Linked DNA regions of Homo sapiens: region 2 is linked to region 1. A link is an interaction called in ENCODE POLR2A ChIA-PET data of the cell type or tissue named here. Cell type or tissue: Panc1. All regions are shown on one strand. Links, peaks and the distances in the headings refer to the core of each region. The heading gives the core; the rest is flanking DNA. Region 1 has its middle 19 kb from the start of AOPEP. Region 2 holds the start of MIR2278 (microRNA 2278).

Region 1 (8,333 bases), core at 272-8,271:
AGTGGCGCGATATTGGCTCACTGCAGTCTCGACCTGCTGGGCTCAAGCGAAACTCCCACCTCAGCCTCCCAAGTAGCTGGGACAACAGGCACACGCTACCACACCCAGCTAATATTTTGTATTTTTTGTGGAGATAGGGTCTTGTCATGTTGCCCAGGCTGCTCTCAAACTCCTAGGCTCACCAATCCGCCCACTGGGATTACAGGCATGAGCCACTGCACCTGGCTATATTCCCTTATTATCAGATCAATTTAACGTGCATTTAATAGGTAACATGGCCCTGTATCTGTAGGTACAAAGGAGCAACTTATGACACCTATTTGGTCCATGACTTTGGTCAGAAGGTAAGAACTCCAAAGAGTGAAAAAGGAATAAATGGCTGGGCGCGGTGGCTAACAGCTGTAATCCCAGCACTTTGGGAGGCCGAGGGGCGTGGATCACGAGGTCAGGAGTTTGAGACCATCCTGGCCAACATGGTGAAACCCCATCTTTACTAAAAATGCAAAAATTAGCCAGGCATGATGGTGTGTGCCTGTAGTCCCAGCTACTGGGGAGGCTGAGGCAGGAAAATCTCTTGAATCTGGGAGGCAGAGGTTGCAGTGAGCCAAGATCGCTCCACTGCACTCCAGCCTGGGCAACAGAGCGAGACTCCGTCTCCAAAAAAAAAAAAAAAAAAGAGTTCTAATTCCTCCTCCACATCCTCACCAGCATTTCCTAGGGCCAGTCTTTTTTAAATTTTAGCCATTTTAATAAGCATGTTGTAATATTATCAGTGATTTTAATTTGCATGTCCATAATACGAACGGTATGTAGCATCTTTTCAAGCCTTATTTGTGCATGTGGTATATGTGCAATCCATATACCCTCTTTGGTGAAGTATTTGTTGACATCTTTCATCCATGTTTTTGGGGTTGTTTTCTTATTACTGAGTTTTGAGAATTCTTTAAGTATTCTATATACAAGTCTTTAATCACATATATGCTTTGAAAATATTGCTCCAGTATTTGTCTTTTTATTATTGTATTGTATTTTATTTCGTTTTTTTTTCCGAGATGGAGTCTTGCTCTGTCGCCCAGGCTGGAGTGCAGTGGCATGATCTCAGCTCACTGCAACCTCCACCTCCCGGGTTCAAGCAATTCTCCCACCTCAGCCTCCCAAGTAGCTGGGATTACAGGTGTGTGCCACCATGCCCGGATAATTTTTTGTATTTTTAATAGAGACGGGGTTTCACCATGTTGGCCAGGCTGCTCTTGAATGCCTGACCTCGTGATCCACCCGCCTTGGCCTCCCAAAGTGCTGGGATTACAGGTGTGAGCCACCGCGCCCGGCCTTGACTTTTTATTGATCTAAAATATTTTTCAAAGAACATTAGTTTGGCTGGGCACAGCAGCTTATGCCTATAATCCCAGCACTTTTGGAGGCCAAAGCAGGAGGACCACTTCAGTCCAGGAGTTTGAGATCAGCCTGGGAAACATAGTGAGACTCCATCTATACAAATAAAAAACAAATTAGCTAGGTGTGGTGGCACACACCTGTAGTCCCAGCTACTCAAGAGGCTGAGGTGGGAGGATCACTTGAGCCCAGGAGGTTGAGGCTGCAGTGAACCCTGATCACACCACTGCACTCCAGCTTGGATGATAGAGCAAAACCCTGTCTCAAAACAAAGAGCATGAGTGCATGAGTTCTTAATTTTGGTAAAGTCCAGTTTATCAATTTTTTTCTCTTATGACTCATACTTTTGGGGTTGTATCTAAGGAATCTTTGTCTAACCCATAGTGACAAAAATTTTCTCCTACACCTTTTTCTGGAAGCATTATAGTTTTAGGTATTACATTTAAGTCTATAATACATTTGAAGTTAATTTGTGTAAAGGAAGATGGTCAGCAGCAGGCAGCTGTGTAAGGCAGATAGCGAATCAGCCACACCAAAAACAAGATGGATGGAGGTGGAGAACTGGAAACTGTGTCAAGGGCGACCAAGCCCTGTTTCTGGTTTGAGAAAGTCCCACTTATATTTGAAGTGGATGCAGAGGCAACAGAAAATTATGGTTTTTCACTACAGAAAGGAAATGTACCCAGCATACACAACCTGGCTCTGCAGGGAGTATACATATGGTCATAACGACGTGGGTGCTTGATTACTGATTTCACTAAAAGTAATAGAAAACTCCAAAGGGAGAATGAGAATAGTTAAAAGACTAAATCTTCTTCTTTCTTCTCTCAGAAGAAACTCAATATGTAATGTCCAAAATTGAGAAATCAAGACCTAACAGCAAGAGACTATTTTGAGTGATCGAAAGAGAACTCCAGGGAGGGCGGCTTCTGCTGGCTACTCGGCTCTAGGTACTGAGTGGATCTAGGGGATCAGGAGGGAGCGTGGCAGAAGCCAGCTGCGTTTCACTGTCAGCCTTTTAGTATTGTTTGATTTTATTTTAACAATATATATGCTATTTTGCTTAAAATAAAAAAATAGATGGCCGAGCACGGTGGCTCACTCCTGTAATCCTAGCACTTTGGGAGGCCGAGGCAGGCGGATCACGAGGTCAGGAGATCGAGACCATCCTGGCTAACACAGTGAAACCCTGTCTCTACTAAAAATACAAAAAATTAGCCGGGCTTGGTGGCGGGAGCCGAGATCGCGCCACTGCACTCCAGCCTGGGAGACAGAGTGAGACTCCATCTCAAAAAACAAACAAACAAACAAACAGAAAAATAGATTTGGAAATACAGGTATTCTTATCAGAATTTGATAGTTTTGTGTTTTTTTGTGTTTTTTTGTGTTTTTTTTTTTTAGTAAAGTTGAGCCTTTTTAGTTCAATAGTCTAGTGAAGGCCAGAGCTAAATGAAGCTTTTCAAGATGATTAAATCAACTAAGTATAGAAAATGGTCCTTTAATTAATTGACTAACTGTTGGAATTATAAATATCACATAGCCCCACAAGTAGGGTTGCCAAATTTAGCAAATAAAAATAAGTATGTCCCATGCAATATTTGAGATACTTATACTTTAAAAAGTATTTGTTATTTCTCTGAAATTCAAATTTAATTTAGCAGCCTAAATTTTTACCAGCAACCCTACCCCAAAAATAGTAGGAGTCATGAAAATTGCTAGAATGGGACATAACGGGGAATGAGAAGTGGAAGATTTTTCACTTACACATCCTAGATGAAGGTGGCCCGGTATTGATCTCAAGATATTTCTGAGTGAGATCCCAGTGGTGAGGTACATTTTTTTCCTTTGTTCATTCTAGTCTTCCATGCCTCCTATAACCAGTTATAGCAAGTGCATTTGTAATAGAAAGTGGTCAAGTTGCAATCATAGAAAATGACTGTTGGCCTTCTAGGAAGATAATGAACAATTTTTAAGGGCTAAACCATAGAGCAATCAGAAATGGAACAAGCATGCATTTCTGTTACTTTTACTTAATCCCAAAAGTGCAGTGTTGTGGGCATTCCTGAGCGGGAGAAACTTAGGTCTGCAGTTTTATGTTTATTGCTTAGTTGTGACCCTTCCATCAGATTCTCCTCTTCTATAAATGTAAATATATTTTTTTAGTATCATTATAGAAAATTTTAAACATGTGCAAAAGGAGATGAAATAGTTAAATGAACCTCCATGTATTCATCACCCAGCTTCAATAACAATCAATTTATGGCCAGTCTTGTTTCATCTATACTCTTTAATTCTCTCTGGCTATCTTGAAGCGAATTTCAGACATCATCTAATTTTATGTCTAAATATTTCAGCATGTATTTCCCCCTTTTAAACATAACTATAATATCATCATCATACACTCCAAAATCAACAATAATTCCAAAAAACATTTAAATAAAACTTGCTAGGCCAGGCATAGTGGCTCACGTCTATAATCCCGGCACTTGAATCACCTGAGGTCAGGGGTTCCAGACCAGCCTGGTCAACATGGTGAAATCCTGTCTCTACTAAAAATACAAAAAAATTGCTGGACCTGGTGGCACATGCCTGTAATCCCAGCTACTCGGGAGGCTGAGGCAGGAGAATTGCTTGAACCCAGGAGGTAGAGGTTGCAGTGAGCTGAGATCACGCCATTGCACTCCAGCCCAGGCAACAATGCGAGACTCCGTCTCAAAAAAAAAAAAAAAAAAAAGAAAAGAAAAGAATAAATAGGCGGGGCGCGGTGGCTCATGCCTGTAATCCCAGCACTTTGGGAGGCCGAGGCAGGCGGATCACAAGGTCGGAGATGGAGACCATCCTGGCTAACACGGTGAAACCCCGTCTCTACTAAAAATACAAAAAATTAGCCGGGCATAGTGGCAGGCGCCTATAGTCCCAGCTACTAGGGAGGCTGAGGCAGGAAAATGGCGTGGACCCGGGAGGTGGAGCTTGTAGTGAGCTGAGATCGCGCCACTGCACTCCAGCCTGGGCGACAGAGCGAGACAACGTCTCAAAAAAAAAAAAAAAGAATAAATAAAACTTGCTAGATGAAACAGAAATGATGATGTTATAGGATTTTAGCCAACACAATACTTCCCGGTATTAATTAAACAATGTGGACCAGTTTAAGTACCGTCCTGATACCATTTCAGAGAGGGTAAATTCAAACACTTGAGTAAGGTATTAAAATAGCTTGCCATTTTCCAAGGAGCTATTAATATTGTTCATTCATTCATTTATGGATCCAACAGATGTTGATTGAATACATACTATATCTTGTTAAGCACAGGATACAAAGATCCACAGGATCTGCCCTTTGCCCTGAAGACATTGTGAAACAAACAGGTTTACATAAGTACGTGGAATTCAAAGCAGAAGGAATTAGCCACAAATAAGGGTCCAAGTAGAACTAGCAATTGAAAACAGTTCCAAAGGGTGTGCCTCTATCCCGAGGTCGGCAGTGGAGGGTATTTCACTGGAGGGGGTCAGCATGAACAAAAGCATAAAGAAGACAAAGTATCCTAAATGACTCATTCTTCAAGAACGAAGATAGGCCAGGGTGCGGTGGCTCACACCTGTAATCCCAACACTTTGGGAGGCTGAGGCAGACAGATCACAAGGTGAGGAGATTGAGACCATCCTGGCTAACACGGTGAAACCCCTTCTCTACTAAAAATACAAAAAAAAATTAGCCAGGCATGGTGGCACACGCCTGTAGTCCCAGCTACTCGGGAGGCTGAGGCAGGAGAATTGCTTGAACCTGGGACGCGGAGGTTGCAGTGAGCCAAGATTGCGCCACTGCACGCCAGCCTGGGTGACAGAGTGAGACTCCGTCTCAAAAAAAAAAAAAAAAAAAGAGCGAAGATGAGGCCTTCCATATCTTTGCACATGATGTGCCCTGGCCTGTGACACTTAGCCCAGAGACTGATGCACAGTGAGGCTTCAATTAATATTTATTGATGAAATGACTGTAAAATGTACCTTTTACCCAGTAATAATTAATTCTCAGCCCGTCCTAAAACTCCTACATCATACTGTAATTTTTTCATACACAAAGACTGCCACAGAGCTCCTGCAGCTTCCATCAGAAAGACATAACCACTGAATTTTTGTACAACAAGGAATCGTGCTGAACATTTTTGGAAAGATGCTGCCTCCCTTATGCTCTGCTTCTTTTCATGTGCCTAAGTGGTTAGTTGAATTTTTGCTGGTCTCCTTTATTAGTTTAAAACATAACCAGAGCATCTGTGGTCCCTCAGTTATCATGACCTGCCCATTGGCCTTGTAATGAGTAGATATGAGATTTGCTTCACTGACCATTTTCTCTAAGAATAAAAGCCAGAGTCAAGCTTTACTGACTACATGATTAAAATTTATTGCCACTGAAAGGATTTTTCTCGTGTGTGTGTGTGTGTGTGTGTGTGTGTGTGTGTGTATGTAAGACAGAGAGAGAGAGAGTTGGATGAGCTCTAAATTAAAACTTAAATAGCTCTCTATACCCTTCTGAGTAAGATTTACTTCTATCTATTCCACAAGAGAGAAGGTCTGCATATTTGCCAGCCGGCCAGCAGTGTAGTAAACGTTATGTGGAGTTATTTTCCATATCGTTGTGTTTATTTATATAAGCCCAATTAGACCCTTTTAAAGGCTTAACTTAGTGTGGCTGCTGCAGACAGCTAGTTTACACCAAGTCCGTCTTGGCAAGACTTGAAAGCAAACAGTAAATAGCGTAAACAATTGTATGTGATTATACACTCCTAAATAATGTGCATCTGGGATGACAAACCAAACTTATTAAACAGACAACAAATAGCTGAGGTAAATATCAAATATGTTAACTCTACCAAATACAGAGCTGGATCTCGTCAAAGCCTTATTAACGCGGCACAGCTGGATTAGAATAAAAGAGCCATTTAGACTTAAAAGCAGGGGATCTCCAAGTTAGAAAGTCTGGATTCTGTTCCCGTCTCCATCACTAATTCACTAAGTGACACTGATTATTACTTTGATTTTTGCTTGTATTTTCCCATCAATAGAAAGGGAATTTCAGGACTGTTCCTGAGAGCTGGAGAGAATGGTTGCCAGATGCCTTCCCAGGAAGGGAACGAAAGAGAGCTGCTGTCTGGACGCCTCCTGCCTTGCTCTGCCATCTCCCAGACCTGATACCCCCTGGAAAAGAGAGTTGGCCTGGGCAAACATGGGTGAGGAGATGACAGCTGAAAGTCAGGTCACCACTGTGACCATGGCCAGCTCTGGGGACTCGGCTTCAGTATGGGGAGGTTAGATACTGATGACCAGCTCTACTTCTAACAGCTAGTGGGAGGGGAGGGAAGTAGGGACCCACCAGAGACGTTTGGGACCATACATGATTATGAGCATCTTTCAGTCTTCTCTCACAGAACTTGATTCTAATAGAACTTGCTTTAAAGCAAGCATTGCCAATCAATTCTTGTTGCCTACCTCGCACACCAGGTTCCCACTATTCTCTAGACAGAAATTTTCAACTTAGCTGCAAAGAAGAATCACCCAAGGATATTTTTTAAATCCTAATGTCCAGGCTGTACTCCCAGCCTGGGAGTGGGACTAAATCTCCAGGTTTTTTTTTTAAGTCCCCTGGGTGGTTACGAAGTACGACCAAGGTTGAGAGGAATTGAACTACTAAATCAGTGACCATGATTTAAAGCAGTGGTGCTCCTTAACCTTGAGGATGCACTTGAATCACCTGTGATGATTTAAATGTCACGTCTGCGTTAGCTCCACCCAGGCAATATGTTTCCAAATAGATCTCAAATGCAACACTCGTATTAATTCAGGCCACTAGCATGTCTTTCCTCCACCTCTGCAACAGGGTCTCTATTTCCATGGCACCTAGAACAAGCCTTTGGAGCATAAGTCTGGTCATTTATTGCCCTTCTCTCAATCTTTCAATATTTCTTGTAACGAAGTCCAAATTCGTCTGCCCGCTGCACGACAGACAAGGAGACAGGCCAGGCACGGTGGCTCATGCCTGTAATCCCAGCACTTTGGGAGGCCAGGGCAGGCAGGTCACCTGAGGTCAGGAGTTCAAGACCAGCCTGGTCAACATGGTGAAACCCCATCTCTACTAAAAATACAAAAAAAAAAAAGTGGCCAGGCATGGTGGCGGGGCACCGGTAATCCCAGCTACTCGGGAGGCTGAGGCAGGAGAATCGCTGGAACCCAGGAGGCAGAGGTTGCAGTGAGCCAAGATCACGCTACTGCATTCTAGCCTGGGCAACAGAGTGAGACTCCATCTCAAAAAAGAAAAAAAATACAAGGAGACAAGGAGTTGGAGCAAGGAAGGCGACTTTATTTCTGAGAGCCAGCAAGCCGAGAAGATGGGGGACCAATATGCTGAAGAACCACCTTCAGTCCAAATTTCAGGCCCTTTTAATGTTAAGGGCAGAGGGAAGAGGAGGGGCTTGCAATCAAGAGATGAACAATGACTACAGACAATTGGGTTCCAGTGAGGGTCCAGGGAGGCTGGGAGCTTCTTTGTCCTTGTCAGGTCAAAATGCTCCTATAAATCTTTAACAAAACATAGTTGTTTACATACTTCCCCTTTGATCCCAGAGTTAGTTTAAAAAAACTGCATGATTGCTGTTTTTGCATTTTATCTCAGCACTCTAAAATTATCCTAGCCCACATGCAGAAATGAGTAAAGGACCCCTTAAACGACAGTGGAGTGAGTTATGTTCTGCTGTTTCTCCGCTGCATTCCGGACTTGCCAAGCACGTTTTCATCTTGGGGTCTTTATACTTGCTGTCCCTCTCTCTGTGTGGAAGATTTCCTTCCAGAGCCACACATGGCTGGCTCCCTTGCTTCATTCAGGACTTTGCCCCTCACTGAATGCCTTTCTTGATCATGCCTATCTCAAATTTCCCTTTGTTTTGTCCCCTTGC
Region 2 (8,333 bases), core at 149-8,148, 110 kb before region 1:
AAGGTCCTTGGTTTATTGGCCATGCTAAATCACTTCTGTTCCCAACTTTTACTTGAGGATAAATATTCGGATGGATATTGGCATGCTTGCTGCTTTCAAATTATGCCATAACTCGTCCTACTAGACCTCAAAAGCCTTCTCATTTTCAAAGCCCCAGGAGCCAAGGATGCCTGGGCAATGCTAGGGCTCCAAGGACACCTGGACACTAAGGCAGCCAGCCAAGGGAACAAGGATGCTTGTCTCTCAGGCATGGCCATGGAGCTGGCCAATTGTAAGCACCACACTCGTCCATGCAGCATTTCGTAAATACTGGGACCAGTCCCTCCATGAGGGAATATGTTAACTTTCCTCTTCTTCTTCATTTCATGCCAAAGACAAGTCAAGGCCTTTCTTTTAGAACATAGGGTACAAGGGCCAGGTGTGGTGGTTCACGCCTATAATCCTAGCACTGTGGGAGGCCAAGGCACACAGATTGCTTGAGTCCAGGAGTTCGCGACCAGCCTGGACAACGTGGCGAAACCCCATCTCTACAAAAAACACACAGAAAATTAGCCAGGCATGGTGGTGCACGCCTATAGTCCCAGCTTACTCAGGGGGCTGGGGTAGGAGGATCACCTCAGCCTGGGAGGATGAGGCTGCAGCGAGCCATGATCGTGCCACTGCACTTCAGCCTTGGGTAAAAAAGTGAGATCCTAAAAGGAAAAAAAAGGAAACAGAATGCAGTACAATGGTAAGAGAACATGACCCTAAATTGTAATACCATTTTGCAATTAGATCTTTTTTATCAATGTCAGGAGAATTGAACTGAAACACCATGTGCACAGGCCTTCGTGGCCCTGTTAGAACCTTGACCGTTGCAGGAACTGCTGCCTTTGTTAGACTCACATCCCTTTAGGAGAACGAAATGGGAACCAGATATCCTAGATGATACCCTTTTTGGGAATATACCTCTCATAGCCTTCCCCCACCTCCTAACCCAGACCTAGGTCTAGCACTCCCTGCTCCTCCCTACCACCCAATTCCACCTCCAACTCCCCAGTCTTCTTCTAGCTCCACCATCTCCAGCCCTTAGTCTCCCGTTAGCCCACCTCCTTACCAACCTATATGCCCTCCCTACTGAAGGAACAGAGCCCTGCCAGGGTCACCTACAGTGGCATTTCCTACCTTCCTAACCATTCTAAGTTATGCTCACTTAGGGAGGTGGCCAATGGGGATGCTGGGACCATCCAGGTGCATGTACCTTTTTCAGTGTTTGATCTAGCATGATGTAGCCAAAGGTTGGGCCAATTTTTAGAGGACCCAACTAAATTCAGGACGAATTTCAGGCTCTCTCACTCTCACCTGAGTTAACTTGGTGAGTTATTCATATTACCTCGTCCACATGTTGCACCCTGGAGGAAAAGCAGTGTATCTGCGTGGAGGCCAAGGCTTATGCTGACAACTTATTAGCTGGGGACCCTGAACTATACACTGTGGGGGCCATGCCTGTGCCTAACAATGACCCCAACTGGAACTATCTACAAGGCCAGGCTAATCCAAGAAAAAGAAATTGTATGGCAATTTGGTTAGTGGAGAGAATAAAAAATGTACACTAAGGCTGTGAACTATGATAAAATAAGGGAAATAAGGAAAGGATGAAAACCAAGCTTTGTTCCAGGGTCACCTTGTGAAGGCCCTAAGAAAATATATTAACACTCACCTCAGTACTGATGCTGGCCAAATTTAACTAGGGACACACTTTATAAGCCAGTCAGCACCCAACATCAGGAGAAAATTACAGAAATTGTCTTTGAGACCCCAAATACCTATTAAACCAAAGCTTGATGAGGCTTTCCAGGTATTCAGTAATAGGGACAGGGCTGAAAAGGCTGAAAGGACCCAGTGTGGCAAACAATGGGATAGATGGCAGGCCCAAATGATAGCAGTTACTATGAGCAGCACCCTGCAACCTCAGGGTCATCCAGAGAGATGCTTCACCCATGGACCAAAAAGGCCTAACAGCAACCGTGCAGGCAATGGTTGCTGCTTCAAGTGTGGGAAGCCAGGACATTGGGATAAGATCTGTCGCAGCCAGGGGAGCCCACCCAGATGCTGTCCTCACTGCAAGCAGGGGAGCCATTGGAAAAGGGATTGCCTTCAGCTCCAAAGGAATAGGAGGATACCCAGTCCATAATGGCCATAACTGAGGCCTGAAGGGGCCCGAGGTTCTCGGCGGCTCCCATAAAAGGCCTGGTCATCATAACTGAGGAGCCTCAGGTGACTCTTGACATGGCAACTAAGAATATCAATGTCTTAATTGACACAGGGGCAAGTTACTCTGTCCTAAATGGCCACTCTGGGCCCTTATCTTCCAAAAGCTGCACTGTCATGGGTGTCAGTGGCACCCCAAAATCAAAACACTTTACAGTGCCTCTGAACTGCAGGCTAGGAAACTATATGGTAACTCATGAATCTCTAGTTATGCCACAGTATTCTACTCTTTCATTGGGATGGGACTTCCTAGCCACCCCTGAGGCCACTTTACATTTATCAGGCCCTGGGTGGGGGGCCCTCCTTTTTGGCAGTGTTGTTTCCTAAGCCAGCCTCGGAATGACAGGAGATCCATCCCAAAATAAGGTCTCAGACCCACAAATATGGGACCAAGAAAGCCCTGGCAAAGCAATTTATGCTCAGCCAGTGATCACCTCTTTAAAAGACAAAAATAATTTCCCACACAAGCGTCAGTATCCTCTCAAACCAAAAGCCAAGCAAGGACTCCAACCTCTAATTGACAAGTTTTTAAAACATGGCTTCCTGATTCCATGTCAGTCTCCTTGTAATACTCCTGGTCCTTCCTAACCAAAAACCAAACAGAGTACCGTCTAGTTCAAGACTTGAGAGCCATTAATGAGGCTGTAATTCCCTTACGTCCGACAGTGCAAAATCCTTATGCCATACTTACCCGAATACCGGGAGACCAACTGGTTCACAGTATTAGATCTTAAGGATGCTTTCTTTTGTATCCCTTTGCATTCTGACTCTCAGTATTTGTTTGCTCTTGAGAGGACTAATCCTGGAACTAATATTACCCAGCAGCACACCTGGACAGTACTGCCTCAGGGCTTCAGGGATGGCCCTCACTTGTTCAGAAATGCCTTGGCACAAGAGTAAAAGGAGCTAGAGCTAGAAATGGGGAGTCATTCTCCAATATGTGGATGACATCCTTGTATGCAGTCCCACTAAAGAGGACTCAGAGAAGAATGCCATTCAAGTCCTAACCTCCTGGGAAAGTCCTAACCTCCCTCTTTGGGTATCAGGTCTCTCCATCCAAGGCCCAGATTTCTAAAACCAAAAATTAAATACCTGGGGTACATCCTAAGCCCAGGAAACCAGACCTTCTCCACAGAGTGAAAGGAGGCTGTCTAAAAGGTGGGACTGCCACAAATGAAGAAGCAACTCAGAACTTTCCTGAGTACAGCAAGATTTTGCAGGATTTGGGCTCATTATTAAGCCATCATATGAGGCCCCAACAGGGCCAGAGCAGGAACCAATTGGAGGTGTTTGTGTGGTAATAAACCACACCTATTAATCTTATATTAACAATTCAGGATTAAACTGCAAGTTTGAAAGATTTACCAACAGACTACCTTGCTACATAATTTCAATAACCCCACTGCTCAACATAGATATTCCACCCCTTGGTTCAGAAACCCATAGAGATAGAAACCCCAGCCCCCCTTGTGCATGACTCTCTCTCTTTAGTACACCAAACTCCCTTTTCTTGAGTGTGTACTTTATCTTCCAACTTGTCCTTGAATTCCTTCTTGTGGCGGTGTCAAGAGCCTGAACACAGCCAGGGTGGAGGTCCCTCGAGTATCAATCTCACATTGCATCCTATGGGGAGCAGAATATGAAATGTTCTTGGTTGTCTGGGGCTTGCCCTTGCTCATGCTCCAACCCATTTCTGCAGCTCAGCTCAAGCAAACAACTCACCATTAGGATCCACCTGCCCTGTGCTTCAGAGGCCAAGAGCTATAGAAGCCCAGGCCCTGATCCACTGTCAGCACCTGCTGGGACTCATTACCCTGCATGAGAAACTCCTTAGGGAACCAGAAAGCACAGCTTGCCCTTCCTGGTGGGTGGAAAATCATGGGAGGGGCAGAGCAGAGAGGTCTCTCTGAGTAGCAAGGATTCCAGGTCTTAGCACAGGCTGGTGAGGGGGAGGACAGGGCTAGTCTGGAAGGAAGTTACAGGAAGCCTGTGATAGCAGGGCTGTGGAAGGACCTGGAGCTTGTTTGTGAGAGGAGACATATCTGAGGACACCCCGAAAGCTATAAAGTCAGGTGGTATCATCATCAAAGAATCTGAAGGTCAGAGGTGGACCTTCATCAAACCAGACACTGTCAGGTTTACTCAAAGCAACCAAGATCTTTAATCTGAAGAAAGTGAGTTATTTTAGATTATCAGGTCCAGAGAGACATTAAAATGAGGGAGCAATCACATCTTACCCCTCCCTTTGAGCTATGCACTCATCTCTTGTAACTGTTTGCTACTGCCAGAAGTAGCTATAAATCAACCTAATAATGCCACAGCAGACTCTATAACCCACCCTATAGCTTAACAACGTATAGCCAATCACTAATCAATGTTATTTCGAAAACCCACGAGAATTCCTAATAAACCACTTTGTACAGCCCACTCCTTGTCCCCTTTTTTTTTGCCTCTAAAAACCTGCTTGTAACAAAGGCAGGATGGAGCTCATATCCAAGGTTCCTTGGGTCTGAGTTTTCCAGGCAGCCATCCTCACTTTGGCTCAATAAAACGCTTTAAATTATATTTGGTGCTTCAGCTTCTTCCTTTTAGGTCTACACCACTGACTCCCCTTCCCAATCCTAAGGTCTAACTGATGCTTTTGCTTGTAAAACCAAAAGGGAAGTGTCCCTTTGTAAATTATTCAGGGCTGTGGGTGTAAACAACAGAAACTCAACTCAACCAGCTTTGACCAAATAAAGTCCTTATTTGAAGGCTCAGAGACCCATAGGAAGGGCAGGGGCACAGAGTGAATGCCATTTCTCTCCCTTACTCTGCTTCTCCTACATTCTCTGACACCAGGCTCCTCCCAGTGATAGGAAACATGGTCCAGTCATTCTCATACCACACATTTCTCAGCCTCCTCTACTTGGCATTCTAACTGGGAAATCCCAGGGCAGGATGTGTGCCAAAGGTAAGTAATAAGATTCCCTTACAGAGGTGCCCCTCAGGCAGGGGGTATAAAGAGAAAGTGGTTTGAGTCCCTTGGAGCGAGACAGTGTGATGCACTTCTATGGCCTTGGGAAGACTTCCGGATTCTGGGGAGGACAGGTTGGCAAGCACTGGTCTTCCTCTTAGATTCTAAGTCAGATCTCAGCAAGATATCTAAGGGGCCAGGCAGGGACCCTCTCCTTCATATGTTCCCGTAAGCCCACCAAACAGTGGAGCACATTGCTGGTGGTGTTACCCATTAGAGAAGTAAATATCTAGCTCTGGGCCTACTTCTTCCCAAGTTTAAGGAAGTATTACAGAGTGAGAAGATGTGCACGTGGTCCTAAGAACAAGCACCCTTTCCCTCATCTCTACCTTTAGAAACATAGTACAGGAAAATCCAAGCCTCATGATCTAATTAGTACAGGTCTCCTTCCTTGGACAAGGAAGCTGAAGAAGAAGTGTTCCCTGGATAAGGGACCATCAATTGTACTCTCAAATAACTTGAAACTATCGAAGTGTTGGTAGGCAGGAGGATGAATCCAATAGGTTCCTTTCATCTGTCCATTTATTCTCCTCACCCCAACTTGCCAGCACAAGCATGTGTGGCCTTTGAGGGTACGGGAGACACTCCAAGTTTAAACAGGTAAAATTCAGAGAGATGAACCTGGACCATCGGAAAGGTTAGAATAATCCTAAGAAGTTCTCCCCAGACAACACTTAAGCTGAGGAGATGCCGCCTCTGGGGGCTGCACCTGAGTGGTTACCGGGACAGGCACAGGGGCCTGGGCAGGCTTTCTGGGTGCAATTTCCTGCAGTGGCCTGGAGACTGGGGCCCAGTCCCCTACCAGGCAGTGCACCCTGCTGAGCTCTGGGACCCAGCATCTCCTGGTTGCTTACAGCTCTGCAAGGAGATATCAAAGCCAGGATAAATGGTTTGAAGCCAAAGTGGTGGTGGGGGGCAGCTGTGGTAGAGAAGGGATTGCTGATGGGGAGTGGAGAGAGCCCAGACGGAAGAGGTCTGGGGGCAGGGAGGGAAAGGCCAAGGGAGAAGAGAAATCAGAATTAAATGAAAACAGGGTTTGTAGCTGCGCCCCTCTCAGTAAAGTTCTGCCATGCATGCATTAACCTTCCATCAATGAAAACAAAATCCAGGGACCTCATGCCTGCCTGCTGGGGCATATAAAGCCTAGGGGACATAATATCTTCCAGGTGGGTGTGCCCAGAAGCACACATTGGTACTTGACAAGTCATTTAAAACTGACTGTCAAGGTCAAAACAACACCACCTGCAGGCACAACTGAAATGTCTTCATCCATTCCCCCGCTCTGAGTTCTCTGTTGTTGTTGTTTTAAACTAAAACACAGTTTGAGCAGCAGACAAGCCTGACAACTGTTCAAACATATGTATGTGCAACTTATTAGCTTGCAAATGGAGATATCTGGAAGCTAAAGACATGTGACAGGGGTAGGGGGCAGGTTAGCCACTGACTCTGAGGGGTCAAAGGAGGAGGTCCTTTGATGGGCTGAAGGAAGAAGGCCTTCAGTGATGGAACCCACTCCTGATGGAGTATTTGAAAATGATGCTTTTCACTGATGACACACAAAACAGAGGCAGTTATTATGAAAAGAAGGGGCCCCTGCCCTTGAGATCTGTTTATTTTGCAATTAACAAGGGTTAAAGAGGCCCCCTTCTGAAACTTTTGCTTGGGGGCCTAAAATTTAAACACCTACTACTGCCTAGGTGCCCACAGAGTCCAAGAAAATCCAAGCCTCATGATCTAACTAGCTCTTACATCAAAAAGAAAATATACATGTATTTTAAATTGCTGAACGAAACTGAATCACCCCCATGCCTTGTTGAAATAAAAAACCTGATTAAAGGCCAGGCGCAGTGGCTGACGCCTGTAATCCCAGCACTTTGGGGGGCTGAGGTGGGTGGATCATTTGAGGTGAGGAGTTCAAGACCAGCTTGGCCAACATGGTGAAACCTCATCTCTATTAAAAATACAAAAACGAGCCAGGTGTGGTGGCGCGCACCTGTAATCTCATCTACTCGGGAGGCTGAGGCAGGAGAATCGCTTGAACCTGGGAGGTAGAGTATGCAATGATCCGAGATTGCGCCACTGCACTACAGCCTGGGTGACAGAGCGAGACTCTGTCTCAAAAAAAAAAAAACAAAAAAACCCTGATTAAATCAAATGTAGGGGCCCTAAGACATTCTGCGGGTTATTCTAAATCACCCCCTTACTTTTCCAGAGAAGAAAATTAGGCCAGGGAGGCCCAGTGACTTGCCCAAAGTCCCCGCCTGTGACTGGATGCAGTTCCTAGGAAGCACGGCCTCCTTCTGAGCAACAGAAAAGCAGGAAGCCTCACCAGGGAGCTTTCTCACCCATTCACCGGCACGCTCCAGCCTCTTCCTGACCTTCTTACCTGTGACATGACGGCAGGGTCTGGAGTCAGTGCAAGCTGTCTGGGTGATACCAGTCCACACAGTCCCCAGGCAACACACACTGCTCTCCAACACCTGCAGCACAATCAGCTGGGAAGACCTGTTAGCCTTCCAGATACCAAGACTGCGGCTCAATTCACTGAGTCAGTCTCCAGGGTAGGGCCCAGGCAGCTGAAGGGAGCCCAGGGCACGTGCCAATTCTTTGGGATAAAAGTGACAGAATTTACTTTCATAATTGTTTTTTTCTCATCCTTTTACATTTTCTATTTTGTGTATGTGTTTTATAGTGTACCTAATATATTAACATTGTACTAAATGCATATAACTTATAAATAAATAAATATAGATATATGAATTGGGTAATTGCTCAAAAAGAGGTCTATAAACAGAAAAGCATGGGGGCCTCCTGCACCAAACTGTGAGTCCCAAGAGGGCAGGACCTGTGCTTCCTCACTGCTGTAAAGCAAAGCCCTTGCCCAGGGCCTGACGCATGCAGGTCAGGTCCTCACTCACCACTGACAGAATGAAAGGCGAATTCCATCTCCAGCTGTATCATGGACTCCCAGATATTTCTGAATAGAATCATCTCCCAAAGTGTGTTTTGAGGAGGTGGTTTTTTTGAAACCACAGTGGTTCCATGAAATGCTCACTGTAAAAAGGGC

What was found. Peaks named below come from ENCODE experiments on the same cell type or tissue, not always from the same donor. Only the 100,000 strongest peaks of a DNase experiment are listed, where the experiment ranks them.
Region 2: POLR2A ChIA-PET joins it to region 1 with 5 read pairs; 4 of 35 experiments call an interaction of 5 or more read pairs at or near these places.

The regions. Positions count from the first base shown.
Region 1 is chr9:94,703,573-94,711,905 of GRCh38, reverse strand. No RefSeq gene overlaps it. Among named protein-coding and RNA genes, the nearest start is that of AOPEP, 19 kb to the left of the region's middle. In Panc1, for the core only: no CTCF peak of the experiment used is centred there; no DNase peak of the experiment used is centred there; H3K4me3 peaks cover 565 bases.
Region 2 is chr9:94,809,384-94,817,716 of GRCh38, reverse strand. The region is part of intron 5 of AOPEP (aminopeptidase O (putative)); the gene reads right to left. MIR2278 (microRNA 2278) reads right to left here and starts at 7,755; the gene lies at 7,660-7,755. In Panc1, for the core only: no CTCF peak of the experiment used is centred there; no DNase peak of the experiment used is centred there; H3K27ac peaks cover 3,079 bases.